Linked DNA regions of Homo sapiens: region 1 is linked to region 2. A link is a loop called in an ENCODE intact Hi-C map of the cell type or tissue named here. Cell type or tissue: Caco-2. All regions are shown on one strand. Each heading gives the region's core, and the rest is flanking DNA. Links, peaks and the distances in the headings are about the cores only. Region 1 overlaps SESTD1 (SEC14 and spectrin domain containing 1). Region 2 has its middle 76 kb from the start of SESTD1.

Evidence for each region. Peaks named below come from ENCODE experiments on the same cell type or tissue, not always from the same donor. Only the 100,000 strongest peaks of a DNase experiment are listed, where the experiment ranks them.
Region 1: a loop joins it to region 2, with 3 times the contacts of the local background. A loop is called at or near these places in 1 of 110 quality-filtered maps.

The regions. Positions count from the first base shown.
Region 1 is chr2:179,178,480-179,182,882 of GRCh38, reverse strand. All of the region lies in intron 3 of SESTD1 (SEC14 and spectrin domain containing 1), which reads left to right. Among named protein-coding and RNA genes, the nearest start is that of SESTD1, 84 kb to the left of the region's middle. In Caco-2, for the core only: no CTCF peak of the experiment used is centred there; a DNase peak (open chromatin) is centred at 2,442.
Region 2 is chr2:179,338,455-179,342,857 of GRCh38, reverse strand. No RefSeq gene overlaps it. Among named protein-coding and RNA genes, the nearest start is that of SESTD1, 76 kb to the right of the region's middle. In Caco-2, for the core only: a CTCF peak has its summit at 1,950 (motif pointing right); no DNase peak of the experiment used is centred there.

The sequences.
Region 1 (4,403 bases), core at 337-4,336, 160 kb after region 2:
GATATACAGATTTCCAAAATGTATGTATTGTCGACTTTTAAGGAACCCAGTAACTAAGCATCTATATCATGTAACTTTAGGAAAATTGGAGAATTTAATCAGTAGAAAACATCTTTTATTTAGGTAAGCTATTTCACCATATTGATATAAATACGTCTGCAGGTTTTAATGTATTAAGTGAGTGAAGTCTATTAGGAGTTTATAAATATTTTTATTTTAAAAAATGTCAAAAATGTTTGTTTATATTTTAATCTAAAGGGCCTTTAACTTTAATTTTCACATTTCTTCAGTGAAGACCCAACTTAACCCTCTTTATTTGTCCTAGTCTACCCATGACTTCAACAAAAAAAAATAAAGCTTCCTCCCCATCTGCTTCTCCCATAATTGGGACTGAGGCACAACTGTGACTGCGTATTAGTCATCTGGAGATTTTTTTCAAAATTCTAATGATGGAGGGTTCACTTCCAGAGATTCTGATCCAATTGTTCTTGGGAAGCCTGCTTATCAGAATTTTTAAAAAGTCTTTTAAGCTTCCTGTGTATTTCTAATGTGCAACCAGATTTGTAAACCACTACAATTAAGCATGTAAATGAGGGCAGGTTTCTGTGTGTGTGTGTGTGTGTTTGTGTGTGTACAATGTAGAGGTAGAAAAAGGAACACGACTATCTCATATACTGCTCTTAAGTTCTAGCTAGTGAATTTTAAACATTTTCATCAGAGTAAACAATTCTTTGTATGTTTTTCCTGTATTTGCATTTTATTGACACAATAGCTTTTTTCCATTTAAACCACCTTGCAGAGTATGGGGTTAAAACAACTGATTTTAATCGCACCTGCATCCAATAGTGTTCTATAATTTAATGATTCTGTTGCTGTTTTTTTTTTTTTTTTAATATTGTGGAAACAGCGGTCTTCATGTGAAAATTTTCAATTTTTTCAGTTTCTGGGGGTGAAAATGATGAGAACCTGTAGTCAGTGCATTAGTATTAGCATTAGCTAATTGCATTAGCAGTAATCTTGCTAATCCCCCAAGCTGTGGATTGCTAACTTGTTCATCATTAGATAACAAACTGCTTTTTAGGTAACCATGGTTAGCCAGACTTATAGCTTACAAATTATGAAAAAAATATTCATAGATGGATTCATAGAAGGTTAAATATGTCAAGTGCCATCTGAGCCAAGTGCCTTATTTTGTAGTTGAGGAAATTGAAACTCTGAGGTTATGGTTACTTGCCCAAGATCTCACACCTAGTGAGTCGCACAGCTGGGATGAGAGTCCATGATTCCTGACACCAATTTAGAGCCTTTTTGTACTTCAGATGAGTAGAATTCAGTGTAGTTGCATCTCATGTGAAGTCCAATTCTGAGGTTCAAATGAAAAGCAAAAACTCCTAATTGTCAAAGTTACTCTTGAAAAATGCCTGAGGGTGGATCAGAGACTGTATTATCTTTCCATGAACATGTTAGGTTTTCCTTCAGCATTGGAGCAAGTTATTCACACTGAATTCCAGAAGACATAGTTGGCTTGTGATTAGGTTTGTTTTAAGAAAATGCATGTTTGTGTATACTGGAATCACATTCAGTTCAACAGGATGCTCACCTGTCCGAGGCACTGGGTAACTGAGGGAGGCTAAAGGACCAGCAGATTCATTCACATCTCTGGGCTCATGTTCACTCTGGCGTGGATAAGCAGGAAGTACAGTGGAAGGCAAAATAGCCTATACTATTTAAATTTTTTCTTTCTCTTTCTCATGTAAATGTGCATATGATGTTCCTCCAGTGTAAATGATGAATCAGTTTCTGCATATCTACACGTACCTGCCAACTAGCAGAGAAGGTGTAAGTTGAAGCAAGATGAAAGAACTCATTCTAGCAAGGCAAAATAGATACCTGGATACTTTATTTCTTATGATTGTTTTGCTAAAGTTTGGCCTTCTCAAATATTCATGAAAACTCTATCCTTCTGCTTTCTTGGATCAGCCTCCCATAATTTTGGGATTAACAAACATGGCTGTCAGCTTTTTATCCGTACTTGCCATTTCCTTAGAGAGCTAAGGTGTTTTTGATCTCTCCATTGCGATGCTAGAGAGCAGTTAACTAGATGTGTGATCTTAAAACCAATGTTTTTCATTCAGAATTTCCACCACTCAGGAGTGCTTTTAAAACGTAACCCCCCAACATTTTATTAAAATGTTCATATATGCAGGAAAGTTGAAGGAATTATACGGTGACACCCATATGTCCACCACTTAGAAAATCTAAAACTAATAATGTACTTTGTTTTTATCACGTTATCTCCCATGTTTCACCCCTCTTTTTGTCCTTAGGAATGTTTTTAAGTTTACCCTAGCAGATCAGGCCCAGCATGTGTCTAGAAAGGTTTTTTCATTTCTGGTGTATCTACATTCTTTTGTGACCTGCTTTTGTCTCCCAGCTTCCAGCTGTTAATGTTTAACTCCTTCCAGCTGTGAACATCTGCCAACATCTCCAGCAGTGTAGCTAGCTAAGGTAGCCTCTTCCTAATAGGAGATGTCCAAAATTGTTTTTTTCATGCAATGACTATCTTAACGTTTTGAATATAATAATAGCTTTTCAAAATTCTTGCAAAAATAAAAAGAAATTACTCAATTTCTTATACTTTGTGCTTATTTTTAATGAACACAGGGACAAAGTGTGATACATAGCTATTTTAAGTGGGTAACCTAGCACAGTTGAGAATGGAAGCATTTCTTGACTCTTTTCTACACAGGTTGGCCCTAAGTTTGTTTTGTGTTTCAGATACTAAGTGTACAGTATTTTGGATATTCATGAGTGCTATGAAAACAAAGCATGAAAAGAGTCAGAGTGATAGAGTGGTGATACTTTACAAAATAAGAAGATATTTTACCAGAGATGATTGAAAGGAGAGGCAGACCCTACAGAATCTGATCAACGAGCATTGAAGACAGAGTGAGCAGGAAGTGCAAAGGCCCTGAGGCAGGAGCAGGTTTAACATGTTCTGGGAACATCAAGGAGGCTAGTGTGGCTGGAACAGTTTGAGAGAGGAGCACAGTGCTGGGAGGGGGATCAGAAGAGAGTCAGGAGTCAGGTCATGGAAGACCATGTAGGCAATGGCTTCCATTCTGAATGAGATGGAAAGCTATTGTCGTGTCTGAGGAGTGATGTGATGTGTGTCATCTAACATTATTAAAGGCACTCCATATTTAAAGCATGGTGCTAGAAGCTGCCAGGACATTTGTAAGATAACATTCTTGCTTTCTGGAAGCATATTATCTAATGAAGATGAATTGTAAACAAGTAATTATAATAAAAGCATAAGTGAAATTAGTGCCATTATGTAAGTACCAGCAGAGCTGTATGAGTGGAAGAGAAGGAGCCTTTAGTTGTAATCAAAGAAATGAGTGAAGATCTGCAGGATGTTGGCCCCAGGAAATCCACTAACATTGTCTTCTGTGTCAAAAGTGAGTGGACTGTTTAGACAGTTTCACGTTTACATAGCTGTTTTAACTCAGCTATGTCACCCTTGAAAGGCTCAACTGGACTAGGAACTAGGAGGCTGGGTCTTAGATTTTTTTTTCTATTACTGTTCTTAAAGTATAGTTATAAACATGCTAACAGTGGCTATAGGAATTTGTTATTAATGACACTTCAGGTCCTACAACAGGCCCTTTATAAAGGGTATAACATGCTTCTAAATTAAATATGTTGTTAAAAGCAGTTTAAGCCATCATTCCACTTACAGGGATGAAGCAAAAAACAAAACTATTTCCTTTCAAGTACCTGAAAGACCACTTGGTCTGGCAATTTTGAAATAGTTATCTTTGGATTCTGTGTATTTTCATTATCCATCTTAGTAAAATGTGAGAATGTGACAGAGTTAAGCGTGTTTCTAAGTACTCTGAAAGATAAATTTAGAGTATTTTATTCCTTTAAGATCACTACAGATGGTATTTGCAAGCTTCATTACTTTCTTAGTCTTAATGTACAGATTAATTTATAGTGTGCTTTGAAATATAAATGTATTGCTTGTATAAAATGTATTTAACAAAACGGTTGTGTAACCTGCATCTCAGGGATACAGATGCCAGTGTTGAGAAAGTATCACATTATGAGAATGGCACATGGCACATTTCTGTTGGTGGGAAGGCCCTCTCCTGGACTGCTGTGTCTTAGCTCTCCTTCCTGAAAAAGGCATTGGTAGAATCCCTGCATTGTTGCCACTACTCCAGACCGCTCAACAGCCAGCTACCCTGCCTAGCTGATCACTCTTGGGCTTGTATCCTCTCCTATGTCATGGTGGTCTTCTTAGATGTTTTGTTGGTGGAGAACTCCAGGAGTCCCCTCATTACTTGAGCCCACAGATAGTCATTGTGTGTCAGGTTTGTTTCTCTCCCCAAGTCTTT
Region 2 (4,403 bases), core at 211-4,210:
GTGTTGGAATTACAGGCATGAGCCACCACACCTGGCCTCATATTTTAAATAAGAAATTATTTAAAATTATCTCATATTTTAAATAAGAAAACTGAGGTTCAGAGAAATTAGGTAATTTGTCTTATATTATAGTAAGAAGCAAATACTTGGTCTATCTGAACACAAAGCCACTCTACTCATACTTTTCAGCTGATCACTCTGCTACACTGACTTCTATTGAGCTTCATGCTCCCAGCAACTCTATGGAAAAAGCATAAAATTTAGAATCACACTTCTGCTCACTCACCATGAAACTAGACAGGTACACAGCTGTCTGAACCTTAATTTCCTCAGCTCTAAAATTGGGATAACAATGTCCACCAACTGTGTTGGAACATACATGAGATAATGCAGGTAAAACATGGGGTACAGTGCCTGGCTCACATTAGGTGCTTAATAAGTATCAGAACAAAACCATACCATTCTTAACTTACACTGAAATGCACTGATATTTCACTTTTTTAAAGTGTGTTATGGTTCCCCCAACTAGATTAAAAATCTTTTATATCCTCCTTGTATCTGTTAGAATGCTATTGATTACAAGTTCTGGAAACCAGACTTATGCTGGATTAAACAGAATTAAATCAATCACCTCACATAGGAGGATGACTAGAGCAGGCTTGAGAAGTGGTCGATTCAGCAATCAGCAATGCCATTAAGGACCTAGATTCTTTCTGTCTGATCCACCAACTACAGGCTCTGCTTCACCCTAAGGCTTGTTACCCTCCAAGGTAAAGGAGGGCTATGGTGGCCTACAGTAACTATTAGCCATCACACTTCCTTCATGTCTGAGAGGAGAGGAAGGCTACCTCCCTCTGGTTCTAAGGATAAGAAAGCTTATTTCCCACACAGCTATTCAGTCTCCCCTTGCATCTCATTGGCCTGCACTAACTTTAGCTTGGGCATCCTGAACCACTCACTGGTAAAGGGAGATGGATTTTCAGGATTAATTTGATTAATCATCTGAAGAGAAGCAGAATTTGTCCACTACCCTGCTCAAAGCTTTATATATTAGGGTCCAATTCCTACTCCATGAATGGCTGAATGGATTAGAACAAGCTTATTTAAGAATACAAATGGAAACTCTTGCAACACCCAGAAAGTTGACAGTAAATTGGCATAGAAATAAACCCAGTTTGTCCAGTTTCCAAGTGCGCAATGCCTCATGTCCAGTGTTTATGCAGAAAGGGGTGGTAAGGGAACCCATGCTTACACACACTTTCACCTTAGACCAATCCTGTTGTGACACTAATTAACTTACATCTATAAATACAATTCTCAAGTACAGATGACATGAATGTGCAGAAGGAAAACAAGACTCTTAACACATTATCTACAGCAGGTTCCTCAAGAGATAATTTAGAGGGTGCATATTCACTGCCTTAAATGACATTAAATTATGTAAGAGTTAATCTCTATTCAGCCCCTTTTCAGTCCTCACGATACTATGAAAATGAAAGCCAGTTCACTGCTGAGTGTTTACTACCCTCTCACACTTGTTAATCTCCCTTTGGAGCTTTGAAGAGCATATATCTGGACTTTCAAACATTGTTTTGCTTGCCTTCAATTATTTTTACACTTATCTTGTATTTGTGATAAGCAGTATTGGTCTTTCCATTTGAAATATTAATATGAAGTTTCATTTGAAAATATATCGATTTAAGAAAAAGAAAGCCAATTAAAATAATTAATTTAGAGAAGAGATTGTACAGAGATATGTTAAAAATTATGATGGTAATATGTACTGATACGTGAATATGGCAAAAATATGAAAGAATGTATTATGAGAAGACTACAGTCTGAAAGGCATTTAACTCGGATAATTAGAGAATGCTTTCTGATATTTAAGGATAAAGAAATGCTAACGCATAGGGCAATTATTTCAGGAACCACATGAGGGCAGCGAATCAGTAACTGTAAAGACAATTTGGGCAGCACCAGGTCTTCTTACTTAATACCATTGTTGCTCAAAATGTGTTCCACAGACCAGCAGCATAAGTATCATTCCAGCAAGATTTCCTAAGCAATTCTCATGCACATTAAAGTTTGAAAAGCTAAAGTTAGTGCCTCAGCCTGCTGAGTAGCTGGGACTAAAGGGCATGCACCACCACACCTGGCTTCATTCAACAAATATTTTTGAGCACCGTCTAAATGCTAGGGATATAGAAGGAACAAGACAAACAAGGTCTCTGCTCTGGGGGAAGTGACTTCTAGAATGTGAGAGAAGACATATACAAACAAACAACAACAACAAAAAGACAAAACAGAATAATATGATTGTGAGTGTGGAAAGTGAACAACCTTAGAGCAAGTCATCAGGCAAAGGCTCTCTGAGAATGAGACATTTGCTCCAAGACCTGAGAATGTGACATTTGCTCAGGGCCTTGCAGGAAGAAACTTCCAATTAGAGGACAGCTAGCAAAAAGACCCCAAAACAAGATCAAGTTTGGCATGCTTGAGGAACAAAAAGAATCAGTGCACCTATATCAGACTAATCAAGGTAGTGATTACTATGTATAAAACTATGTTGGCAAAGATTCGGTGAATGAATGTGTTTCTGTGTGGTGCAGGTCAAGGTGATGTGAGAGCACAATGTGATGAGCCCAGAGGCTCCAAGCTCTGCTGTGATATTTGTACATATTTGTACTGCCTGGAGTTAATTAATGGTTGTAGGGGAAGAGAAATGCTTTGCATATTGGGGCTGGGTTGACTTGAGATTCCTGCTGATGCTCAGAAATGGACCTATTTGAATGATTTTTGTCATGGACAGAAATGTATCTGATCCCATCACTTTATGTTGTATATTGCACATTGAGTTATTTTGGAGTGCTTTATCACGGTGGCTCTGGAAGAGAGGCAGAAATCGAACCCACTCATGAAAAAGTCCTGGATATTAAAAAATTTAGACCTATCAGTAACTTTTATAAGAACCTTCTGTTGAGAATCTATTTTTTCCAAAGCATCATCACTCTTCATAATTAGTTCTATAATTTCCCATAGAATATGATCCATTTCATTTGAAGTGCTAAAACCAAGCACTAGTAGTTGATCACTGTCTGTCTATAATTTGCATTGTTCTTTATCCAGGAAAATATTAGTTCTTATTAGCCAGATAGAGATCTATTATGAATGTCAATGTAACTTAATTAAAGCATAATATTAATCATAATACTATCTTCCGACTCAAATACTTCCCCAATGATGTTTACTTATGTAGACCTTTGCTGAGGAAATACAAAAATAAATCAGATGAAAGCATTTTTGATGAATAGAGAGATTTAACCAAAGCCTTTCTTAATGAAAAAATAATGTACTAGAAAGTATAGAAAGAATTGTATCTGCTAAGTCATATTCAAAAGAGGATCCCAATAAAATAAGAAATGTATTTTACCAACTTTATATCTAAACATTAAGTAATATTTTTTTAAACTTCTGAGTGTTTCGTGCACTGTGTGTTATAAATATTAGCCAAAAAATCAAGCGCATAACCTCTACTAGTTTTCCCAAATTTTATTTATTACTATTTAAAATGCACAATAAAATCTTAGGCCTTAGAAAAAGTTTAGCCACAATCACAGTTTTCTTGTTTAGTATCTACATATATAATAACATTGAAAACCAAAGTGTCCTCTTCGTTATTGAGGATGACTGTAATTTATTTGGGGAAAGTTGCTCATTATTTTGGGAAAATATTCTAATAAATTTTTGGTTAGGCAAGATAAGGCCCAAAACTTGGCACTGGAACAGTGTTTGGGGATGGTGGAGTGGTGGGCAGTGAATACTGAGTCAAAAAGGTGGCAATGGAGGAAAAAGAGGTTCTCAAAGTCCAGCCAAAAAATCATGGATTTTTGGAGAGTGGTTTAACTCTCCAAAGTTAAGCGACTCTCCATAAAAGGCTGTCTTCCTCAGTGTAGAGAATGTTGCAATAACTTGTTTAGAACTTTCTGGTTGGGGTTGTAGTTGCCCCAGAAACAGCTGAGTTGTCATACAGGAATTAAAGAGGAAAAGAGAATGAGGACTTAGATCTGTACAAGAGTGACCCTAGCCACAAGAGAAAAGGTGAAAAGAGAAAATAAAAAATCCCTCCTTAGCGATCCTCGGAGGACTTGGAACAAGCACCACAGTACTTCCAGCAGTCTCCTGGGATAAGGGCCTTGAATTACAGTACTAAAAGAAAGAGTCATCCCAGGAGGCTGGGGAAATTTATGGATATTCAGTTTGCACCTTAATTTATTCTGTTGAAATTCTTTTGGATGCAAGTAGCAAAAAAGTATCCTGATTAGATTAAACAATAAATGGGAATTTTTAGTTCAATAGATTAAAAAGTCCAAACATTTTATGGGAGTTAAGGTGAGATTTGGTCA